Linked DNA regions of Homo sapiens: region 1 is linked to region 2. A link is an interaction called in ENCODE POLR2A ChIA-PET data of the cell type or tissue named here. Cell type or tissue: A673. All regions are shown on one strand. Links, peaks and the distances in the headings refer to the core of each region. The heading gives the core; the rest is flanking DNA.

Evidence for each region. ChIA-PET counts read pairs that join two places held together with the same protein. Peaks named below come from ENCODE experiments on the same cell type or tissue, not always from the same donor. Only the 100,000 strongest peaks of a DNase experiment are listed, where the experiment ranks them.
Region 1: POLR2A ChIA-PET joins it to region 2 with 13 read pairs; 2 of 35 experiments call an interaction of 5 or more read pairs at or near these places.

What each region holds. Positions count from the first base shown.
Region 1 is chr5:139,015,742-139,021,307 of GRCh38, reverse strand. SIL1 (SIL1 nucleotide exchange factor) reads left to right here. Exons shown (of 10, transcript NM_022464.5): 7 at 16-137. Among named protein-coding and RNA genes, the nearest start is that of LRRTM2, 140 kb to the right of the region's middle. In A673, for the core only: no CTCF peak of the experiment used is centred there; no DNase peak of the experiment used is centred there.
Region 2 is chr5:138,570,748-138,576,277 of GRCh38, reverse strand. It overlaps HSPA9 (heat shock protein family A (Hsp70) member 9), which reads left to right and starts at 877. Exons shown (of 17, transcript NM_004134.7): 1 at 877-1,040; 2 at 2,152-2,210; 3 at 2,428-2,515; 4 at 5,137-5,318. The coding sequence starts at 960. It overlaps LOC105379193 (a long non-coding RNA gene), which reads right to left and starts at 5,200. Exons shown (of 3, transcript XR_001742900.1): 1 at 5,112-5,200. RefSeq lists enhancers at 283-422, 1-648, 563-842, 1,083-1,132, 649-1,296. In A673, for the core only: no CTCF peak of the experiment used is centred there; a DNase peak (open chromatin) is centred at 857; H3K4me3 peaks cover 2,415 bases; H3K27ac peaks cover 3,623 bases.

The DNA.
Region 1 (5,566 bases), core at 222-5,221, 450 kb before region 2:
GTGGCTCTGTTGCAGATGGACAATGCGCAGGACCTGCTTTCCTTTGGTGGTCTTCAAGTGGTGATCAATGGGCTGAACAGCACAGAGCCCCTCGTGAAGGAGTATGCTGCGTTTGTGCTGGGCGCTGCCTTTTCCAGGTGAGCAGTATAATGGACGTCCCAATGGCCAGAATTGCTTGGCCTGATCTGCTTGGAAGAAGGGTACACTTGAATGTGCCTGTTGCTACTGACATTTCAGTGTCATCTCAATGAAACTAGAGTAAAATTTGATTCTGCCCTTATTCCAAGTAGATAGGAATTTTTACCCATGTTGTCACCATCTGTGACTCTCTGTTCCCCCATCTTATGTGTATGGACATTTAATAACACATCTTAGGTCACATTCTCTGTTTTATTCAAAGCTTGTAAAAAGTTAGACCAACTATAAATAGTAGAGAGGGAGGGGAATAAACAAGAGTAGGTCTTTTGGCAGTAAAGCTACATCTAGTGACGAATAAATGATGAGCCTGACCAAGGGGGTGCTTTCAGGGAGGAATGTGTCTTGCCCTAGTTGTCTGGAACCAATGTACATGCCGTCAGATTATCGCCCTCTCTAGGTTGGAAATTGTTGAGAATTTCAGTTAGTCTGGCTTGTGATGGAAGACTGATAAGGCAAGAGGAGTGGGGAGGTAGCATCTCGAAAGAGTAGATGCCAAAAGATATGTAGGCACCACATCATTCTACACCACCTGCAAAGGTCAAGATATCTGCATGCTGCAATTGGTCCATTGGAGCTATTGTTCCTCCCATTTTTGAAAATCTGCTCTTAGGACCATTTGTGCCTTTAAAACAGGAACAAATATTCTGATTCTTGCTGCAAGGGCATGGGTGGAGGCTATTAGATGCTTAGATGCAGGTCACGATGTTACAGGAGAAAAGCTATTCTGAACATATTTACCATTATAGGCTTTGTTTCGAGAAGATTTCCTTTGTGCTTTATCTGTGCTTGTTTTTTAAATCAGAATCTCAGTCTGATGCTCTCTCACTCTGAAAGGCATTCAGCATATTTTCTTAGTAAGTTGAAGGGCAGAGCTGGGAAAGCTGGAGGAGTTGTTCCATGAGGAGAGGCACTGCCGGCCTTTGTTTCCGTTATCACCACTCTGCCTGGATCTTCAAGCCCTGGCTCCCTGTGTTGGTGGTGTTGACAGTCAAGGCTCTGGCCTCAAGGGCAACTCCACCTCCCTTGGTCTCACCTCCCAGAACCAAAGTCTCCCAGGAAGCCCAGGGAAATCTCCTCCTGTGCAGCCACTGGAAAGATGGAAAATCTGCATGTTTGACGTTAGTATCTGCGGTTTCAGTCATGAGGAAGTCCAGGAAATCCAGGGTCTTAGCCTTATAAGGCTTTAGAGGCTTGAGAACTTACTAAAGCTCACTTTTTACTTCTCAGGCCAGAAAAGAACTAAATCCAACATTATTAACCTCTCTCCAGACCCTTTTTGGAAATCTTTGCCTTACTCCCGAGTACTTTTATTCTACCTTTAATATGAACAAATTATCCTATACGTCCCTTGCCGTTGCTTCTGGAAATACATTACTTGGGGGAAACTGTGTAGCATTTTCATGTCACATCCTAGTTAAAGGGGACTAATTAAGTGACTTGAGAAACATGCGTTGGGCCTGCTTTGCAGACCCGTAACTCACCCAGGGGCTGTGCCAATGTGTGGTGTTATTAAGACTTTTCTGTGATTGTATTAGCTTAAGACCATGTTAACATTTATGCAGCATCAACTAAAATTTAAATAGAGATAAATATAAAATATTGCAATTTAGTGTTTTGGTGGCAAGCAAACTGCTGTATTCAAAATGTTCTAGCTAGGTTTTTGATGGCTCACTGGAGGGCTGTTACCGTGACAGCATGGTATGGCGCCAGAGCTTTTGGAAGCCAACAGCAGGCTCCCAAACACCATGGAAATGTCAATGTTTTCTGCAAAGAGGAACTTGATGCAAGGTAAGGATATTTCTACATGGAGAGGTAGGTTTCAGTACTCTAGTCTGATATTCATCATTTACTCTTCATGTCTTAAGTATTGGCTCTGCACCTCTGTAACCGCTTCTAGTATACAGGTGTGTATACACCTGCCACACATGTGCACAAATACACAACACAGTGATGGGATGAGCTTGCTCTTTATCAAGAGGGTGTTCAGATGATAGTGAGCACTCTGGAATCATGGAGTCCTAGCACTGGGGATAGTATCTAGAAGATATTCTTTCTAGTTTTCTGCTGATGGGCATGAATACTGCTCAGTCAGTCCAGATGTTTGGGTATTTAGGAGGATTAGGCAGACCACTGGACCTACAGTCAATCTAGTTTCAAGTTTAGTTTCTACTATTTCCTATCTGTGTGCCCATGGACAACCTTTCTAAGCCTCACCTTTTTCTTACGTTAACAGGGAACAATAATAGGTGTTCTCTGCATTTCATAAAATTGAGTGAGTATCAAATAATATACAATGACCTGTGAAAACGGTTGTAAAGCACCTGTCAGTGACAAGATGGTATCAATATCATCCCCCTCATCAGGATGTGTCCTTTATACTATGAGTTTCTGCTATAGTAATTCTTATTTCTTTTCTTTCTGCAATAAAAACCTTTATCTTCCTCATTTTCTCTTCTGTTAAGTCGCTTATATTCTACCATGTATCTCTTGGTGCTACCCTTTTTTTTTTTTTTTTTTTTGAGTCAGGGTCTCATTCTTTTCACTCAGGCTGGAGTACAGTGGCCCGATCTTGGCTCACTGCAACCTCTGCCTCCTGGGCTCAGGTGATCCTTCCACCTCAGCCATCTCTGTAGCTGGGACTACAGGTACGCGGCACCACATCTGGCTAATTTTTATAATTTTTGTAGAGGCAAGGTTTCACCATGTTGTCCAGGCCAGTCTCCCGGACTCAAGCAATCTGTCCATGTTGGCTTCCCAAAGTGCTGGGCTTATAGGCATGAGCCACCATGTCCGGTCTCTTGTTGCTAATCCTGCTGCTTCATTGAGGGCATTTATTTGCCTGCTTGGGTTAATTGCTTAATAAGGTTTTGATATACATTTGTGTGGATGAAGAGATCTATTTCCTGGTGTTAAACATGAAGCAATTATTCCAAGATCGAGAAGAGAGAGTACATGTAAATGTAATTGACATGACTACTAAATGTTACATGACCACTGAAATAAAGTTTATTTAAATACTATTCACACTTATATATGGGTCACACACGTTCATTTTCCTGTTTTTGCCCACATATAAGGCAGGTCAAGCTCTTACATAAAAAGATATGCAGGGGTAGGGGTGCTGATGCTTTTAGCAGCTTCGTCTTTTAATGGTTTTTCTTTTATCTCAAACCTGCTTTCTCCTTCTTCAAGTAAATACTTTCATTGGCCTTTCTGTGACCTGATTTAATCTCATAATGGCACTTGTGTGTGTCTGTCTGCAGTCTGACCTACCAGGAGTCTCTGGAGTTCCAGACAAGTCATTTGTGTTTCTGTATAAGGGGAGTCTCGAAAAGGCTTTGTGAATTTCAGAGGCCAGGCAGCCTTCTGTAATCTGGTTTTGGTTCTTAGCAAACTAGCCGCCTGCTTTTGTTTTCCTCTTAGCTCCCTATATATCTCCTTTACCTCGTAACCGTCAGGAGTTAAACTATCAAGTAACTAGTATGCCTGCCCCATGTAACACTGACTTTGCTGTTCTCATGCCCCTGCCTCAGTCACCTTTGGAGTCCTGTATCCTTCTTTAATAACCCATGTTCTCATCTGCACATGTATGAATTACTATGCAATTACATGGGCTTATAAGCATTCATGTTTGCAGTACTTTTGAACTTTCCACAGTTTGCAGGATGTCATGGAACTGAACCTAGTACAAAAAAGGATGTACATGTGCCATTAGTCATGGTGAGATTATGTACTTTTACAATGGATCCCCAGAACAGGTTTCTGTTCTTCCCCCTTTATCCTTGGCATCATCCTTGGAACCTCCTTGGCAGATTTTGGGTTATATATATCCCTTTATAAAATGAACGTATCCCCCTCCCCCAACCTTGTCCCCTCTCACCTCATGCTTTGTTGGCTCTCTTAATTTCCTTAGTTGTGCTCTTCCTGCTGAGGGTTTACCAATTAATTTTAACTCTTTGAACCTGGGTGCAATGGCTTACGCCCATAATTCCAGCACTTTGGGAGGCCACGGCAGGTGGATTGCTTGAGCCAGGGTTCAAGACCAACCTGGGCAACATGGTGAAACCCTGTCTCTACAAAAAATACAAAAATTAGCTGGGCATGGTAGCATGTGCCTGTGGTCCCAGCTATGCTACTCGAGAGGCTGAAGTGGGAGGATTGCTTGAACTTGGAAAGTCAAGGCTGCAGTGAGCCATGATCACACCATTGCACTCCAGCCTAGGTGACAGAGTGAGGCCCTGTCAGGGGGGAAAAAAAAAAGAGTAGACAGAAAGGAATACAAATGAGTGCACATGGGCATTAAATTAATGTACTTGAAACTACTATTCCTACAATCTGGTTTCTGTCCCTGAAATTTTTCAAGAGTACTATCCCTGAAATTTTTCAAGAGTACTTTGTCATCATTGGCATCTTTGTGGCAGTCAAACTGTTGGCTGCCACTTTCCTTAGGGAACTTTACCTCTTGGCTGCCATGTCATTATAGTCCCTTGGTTTGGGGATGATTGTAATTAATCACTCACTCCCCTTTTCCTTTTTTGGCAACATCATCATCTTACTATCTTCTGTTAATAATTGTAGCTATTCACAAAGATTCCTCCAGCCTTGTCCTCCTTCTCTCTTTTCATTTTCTCCCATAATGGTACTATCTATTCCTGTGGTTTCGAATCCAACCTCACTGTGGATGACTCTAGTGTCTACATTTAAGTCCAGCCTTTCTCCTGTGGTCTTCTACGTTTCTACCACACTGTCTCATCGCACCTCAAACTCAAGAAAGTGGAACTCATTATTGTTTCACAAACTAGATTTTTCCTCCCACATTCTCTTTTTATCTGTTCTTGGCATTGTGACTATTGTAGTTCTCCAAGCTTGAAACTTTTGAGTGATATTTGAGTCTACTTCCTTCTTCACTTTCTCATTAACTTAGTGAACAAGTCCTGTGGATTTTAATTTCTACTATTGTTGTCTACTAGACAATCATTCCCCATTTTTCTGGTTTTTAAGGTTTTTTTTTAGAGACAGGGTCTCACTGTGTTGCCCAGGCTGGAGTGCAGGGGCTCTTCACAGGTGTGATCATAGCATACTACAGCTTGAACTCCTGGGCTCAAGCAGTCTTCTTGCCCCAGCTTTCTGAGTGGCTGGGATTACAGGTATGCATCACTGTGCCTGGCCTCCCCCTTTTTCATCTACTAAGGAACCTCGATAATGTGAGGGCAGCAACATGTTTAGGCAGAAGATTCCCTTCCCCAGTTCTAGGAAATGCGCTATGAATGGTCTAAAGCAAACATGGAAATCCCATTCTCTATGGATGTGTATTAGTTTAGAGATGGCCATGTGGCCCAGTTCTGACCAATGAGACATAAAGAGATGT
Region 2 (5,530 bases), core at 531-5,530:
GGGTTTCACCGTGTTAGCCAGGATGGTCTCGATCTCCTAACCTCGCGATCCGCTCGCTTCGGCCTCCCAAAAGTGCTGGGATTACAGGCGTGAGCGCCCGGCCAAGCTCAGCTATTTTTTTTTCCCTTTGTGCAGGCTAATTGGCCTAATGTTCTGTGTGAATCAAACGCTTCGTAGTTGGAAACCCAAGACCCCTGTGATAAAACGCAACACGAAATTGTTTAACGTCTGTCTGCATATCCAAGTGTCTTTCAAGTTGTGAACAACGGGCGGGACCAAACAACAAAAGTACTGACGTCCTCACTTCACAAAGCCACAAGACAAGATGGCGCCGTCCTCCAGGAGCGGGAGCTGGGAACACGTCCACGCCCGGGGGGTGTGCACGCGCCCGGGCTCGCCCCAGGGAACGCTGGCGTGCACTCGGGCACCCAGTGAGCGCCGCAGTTAGTCTCCACCCATGTTTTCCGCCACTCCTTGCGCACATGCGCTCTAGGTTCTTAGCTGGATGTCTGTTGCGCCAACAGGCTCCTCCTCCCGCGCAACTGACGCAAGAAGACTGTAATCGGTTCGCAATTTATCCCGTGTGACCTTGAGTCTTTCCTGTCGCCGAGGACCGGGGCTGTCCGAGATACGGCCTTCATATCCCTCTTCCTCCCCTGGACTCTTTCTGAGCTCAGAGCCGCCGCAGCCGGGACAGGAGGGCAGGCTTTCTCCAACCATCATGCTGCGGAGCATATTACCTGTACGCCCTGGCTCCGGGAGCGGCAGTCGAGTATCCTCTGGTCAGGCGGCGCGGGCGGCGCCTCAGCGGAAGAGCGGGCCTCTGGGCCGCAGTGACCAACCCCCGCCCCTCACCCCACGTGGTTGGAGGTTTCCAGAAGCGCTGCCGCCACCGCATCGCGCAGCTCTTTGCCGTCGGAGCGCTTGTTTGCTGCCTCGTACTCCTCCATTTATCCGCCATGATAAGTGCCAGCCGAGCTGCAGCAGCCCGTCTCGTGGGCGCCGCAGCCTCCCGGGGCCCTACGGCCGCCCGCCACCAGGTGAGGAACTGGGACCTTCCCGAATGGGGTCACGGCCTCGGGCCTTGGGCCTCGGGCTTCGCTGCGGCAGGCCGCGCGCCCTTTAGGGTTTGAATTCTCCAGTATAGGTCAGGCGGGAAGGAAGGTAACGGGCCTTCCATAGTTAGCGCTGCCGGGTCAAGATTTTGCCCAAGGTTTTGCCTCCGGCTTGGGCCCTGCTGAGTCACACCCCTCGCGATCTAGAGTGTCATTTCAAAATTACCAGGTAGTGGTCCTCATGGCCTGTTCTGTGGCTGAATGGAAAGGTTTGGCCTTGGGGGTGAGGGATGCAGTCTATTGGGAAAGCCACTATTTTCAGTTTTATTTTTGGCTCCTCTACAGAATACAGAGTGTGTAAGGATCCCGTTGATACGGTGAAATAAAATAAGAAAGCTCTGAGTCGGAACTCCAGTTTTCGTGCTTAGCAACATTTTCTCAAAATCTGTGGTGTAAGATTGTACTCGTTTGTTACTTCAGAAAAAAAAGCAGATCGTGGGGCGGAGAAAAGGCTATGGAGTGGTTACTTGTTTTCTAAAATAAAAGACAAATGCTTTAGAGAACAGGAATTGTATGTGGGCATTAAGGAAGGCTTGGAAGGAGCCTGAGGTTAAGTTGTAATAAAGGTCTTTTATCCTAGTGAAACGCCACTACTTTTCTTTTTTCTTTCAAAGACCCTTAGTAACTCTAGTTCTTTTAAACTAATTGCACGGCAAGGTAAGGGGAAGTGTTTTCCCCCAGGGGACATCTGGCAATGTCTGTGGATATTTTAGGTTGTCACTTACTTACTGGGGTGCTTATTGGTTTCTAGGGTGTCGAGGCCAGGGATGCTGCTGTATATCCTACAATGCACAGAACAGCCCCCACCACAAAAATTTCGCCCAAAATTAATAGCGCCACGGTTGAGAAATCCTACTGTAATGTGATTCTAAGGCCATCTTTTATTTACCTTTTTTCGTCTTACTTATTTGGGAAACTTTAATATTTACTGTTTTAGTAGCTTAATGTATTTTATATACTAAGTGAGCCCAAGTTTTCTCTTTTTCCTCCCAGGATACACACTGGTTGGTGACTGAGTCAGTTTTTTCTTTTTTAGGATAGCTGGAATGGCCTTAGTCATGAGGCTTTTAGACTTGTTTCAAGGCGGGATTATGCGTAAGTATAATATCATTTCCTTTGAGAGGGAATACATATTAAACTTCAAAGCAGTGTTTTCTACATTTGTGATTATTCTTCTCTGTAATTATTTATCTGTATTTATTTAGAGATTATGTAGTATACCACTGTTAATTTTCCAATTAAATATTATCTTCCAGTGACTTTGGTCTATCAAGATAACAATAGCTGTGACACTGTTCTAAATGTCTTACAGATCAGAAGCAATCAAGGGAGCAGTTGTTGGTATTGATTTGGGTACTACCAACTCCTGCGTGGCAGTTATGGAAGGTAAACAAGCAAAGGTGAGCATGATTGATAACTAGTACCTTATCCAGAATCTGTCCAGAATTCTGTGCTCTTTTCCTTAGTTAAGGAATTTGAGAACCTGATTTGCGCTTTTTTTTTTTTTTTTTTTTTTTTTTTGGAGACAGTCTCTATAGCCCATGGTGGAGTGCAGTGGCACGGTCTCCGCTCACTGCAACCTCTGCCTCCTGGGTTCAAACAGTTCTCCTGCCTTGGCCACATAGCTGGGATTACAGGCATGAACCACCATTCCTGGCTAATTTTTTGTATTTTCAGTAGAGACAGTTCCACTGTGTTGGCCAGGCTGGTCTTGAGCTCAAGTGATCCGCCCACGTTGGCCTCCAAAGTGCTGGGATTACAGATGTGAACCACTAAGCCTGGCCTCGAAGTACTTCCAACTAAAACAGCAAAAACATAACTATAGATCAGGGCTGACCGGGCATAATGGCTCACGCCTGCAGTCCCAGCACTTTGGGAGGCCAAGGGGGGTGGATTACCTGAGGTCCCAAGTTCAAGACCAGCCCGGCCAAAATGGTGAAACCCCGTCTCTACTAAAAATGCAAAAAATTGGCCGGGTACAGTGGCTCACACCTGAAATCCTAGCACTTTGGGAGGCCAAGGCGGGTGGATCACAAGGTCAAGAGATCGAGACCATTCTGGCCAACATGGTGAAACCTGTCTCTACTAAAAATACAAAAATTAGCTGGGCGTAGTGGCACACACCTGTAGTCCCCGCTACTCGGGAGGCTGAGGCAGGAGAATCGCTTGAACCCAGGAGGTGGAGGTTGCAGTGAGCCAAGATCACATCACTGTACTCCAGCCTGGGTGACAGAGCGAGACTTTGTCTCAAAAAAAAAAAAAGAAGAGACTATAGATCAGGTTTTTCATACCCAATGTTGGGACAAGAATCTTTACTTCCACATGGAGAATTATATCTACTTCTAAGTTTTTTGGGGGGTTGGCCACAGATATCAGGCATATAGGAAAAATGCCAAGAAGCCCAAATTAGGGCCAAGAGAAGGAATAATCTCTTGGTGCCAAACAAGTGGGATAAGAAGACCATAGACAGTTCAGGTTATTTCAGAAGAGGAGATTGGGGGGAAAGGAAGTATGAAAGCAAAAGAGGCCATGAATGGAAGAAGCAAGAGTCAAGAATTCCAGGTGTTCTAAATCTTGCTAAGAACCCGGTGGGAATAAAGGTTGCATGTACAGAGTAAGGAGGCTTCAAAAGAAATAGCCTGCTCCAATGAACAACATGCATTACTTCAGAGATGAAGCTCCACTTCTAGTCTGTCTCTGCACACCCAACTTTGTTTCAATTTAGAAAATGCAGCACTTTGGTGGTTACCAGAGTAACCAAACAGTGCAAGCCATTCCCACCCCTCTTAATAGTAAATTAGTAGTCCTACCTCTATACCACATTTAAATCCTTTTCTGGGAAGTTAGATACATACAATTATCAGCACTACAAAGGTTCACCTGACAAGAGTCTTAAGCAACCAAAGCAGTTTTTAAAATGTAAATCAGGGCCAGGCCTGGTGGGTCATGCCTGTAATCCCAACACTTGGGGAGGCCACTTGAGTGTGGGAGTTGAAGATCACCCTAGGCAACATAGCAAAACACTGTCTCTACAAAAAATTAGCCGGGCATAGTGGTGTGCCCCTGTAGTCCCAGCTACTCTGGAGGCTAAGGTGGGAGGATCAGCTGAGGCTGGCAGGTCAATGCTGCAGTGAGCCGTGACAGTGCCACTGCACTCCAGCCTAGGTGACAGTGAGACTCTGTCTCAAAAAAAAAAAAAAAAGCCAGGCGCAGTGCCTCAAGCCTGTAATCCCAGCATTTTGGGAGGCCAAGGTGGGCGGATCGCCTGAGGTCAGGAGTTCGAGACCAGCCTGGCCAACTTGGCAAAACCCCATCTCTACTAAAAGTACACACACACACACACACACACAAAATTAGTTGGGTGTGGTGGCAGGCACCTGTAATCCCAGCTACTCAGGAGGCTGAAGTAGGAGAATTGAACCCAGGACAGGGAGTTTGCAGTGAGCCGAGATCGCGCCACTGCACTCCAGTCTGGGTGACAAGAGCGAGACTCCCTCTCAAAAAAAAAAAAAAAATAGTAGTTTGAAAGTAAAGGGCTAAAGATACCTTAACTAAATATCTACTGTTCATTAACTATCAGCAGTAAAGCATGCCCGGTAGTATTGTTGATGTGCATTTGTTTCGCAATTTGGGAGCTGTTTCTGTGTCTTAAATGATTGCTGCAAACATACCAGTAATAGGCTGGGCGTATTGGCTCATGCCTGTATCGCAACACTTCGGGAGGCTGAGGCGGGCAGATCACCTGAGGTCAGGAGTTCGAGACCAGCCTGGCCAAAATGGTGAAACCCCCGTCTCTACTAAAAAATGCCGAAAAATTAGCTTGGTGTGGTGGTGCACGCCTATAGTACCAGCTACTAGGGAGGCTGAGACAGAAGAATCGCTTGAACCCAGGATGCGGAGGTTGCAGTGAGCCAAGATTGTGCCATTGTACTCCAGCCTTAGCGACAGAGTGAGACTCCATCTCAAAAAACATACCAGTGATAACTACAAACTTACTCTCTATCACATTTTGGGAGTTTAGGTGCTGGAGAATGCCGAAGGTGCCAGAACCACCCCTTCAGTTGTGGCCTTTACAGCAGATGGTGAGCGACTTGTTGGAATGCCGGCCAAGCGACAGGCTGTCACCAACCCAAACAATACATTTTATGCTACCAAGCGTCTCATTGGCCGGCGATATGATGATCCTGAAGTACAGAAAGACATGTGAGTAACAGCAAAAGTTTTTTGCAAAAAGCAGTTATTTGCAAGGGCCACACAGAAGAGCCTCAGCATGTTGATGAGGATCCCTGGAGCACCTTACTTTAGTAATTTTACTTATTGTCCCTAGGGGAAATCTGTACCACTGCCAAAAGGGTAATCCCTTTAAAAAATTCATTTTTGGCCAGTGCAGTGGCTCACACCTGTAATCCTAGCAC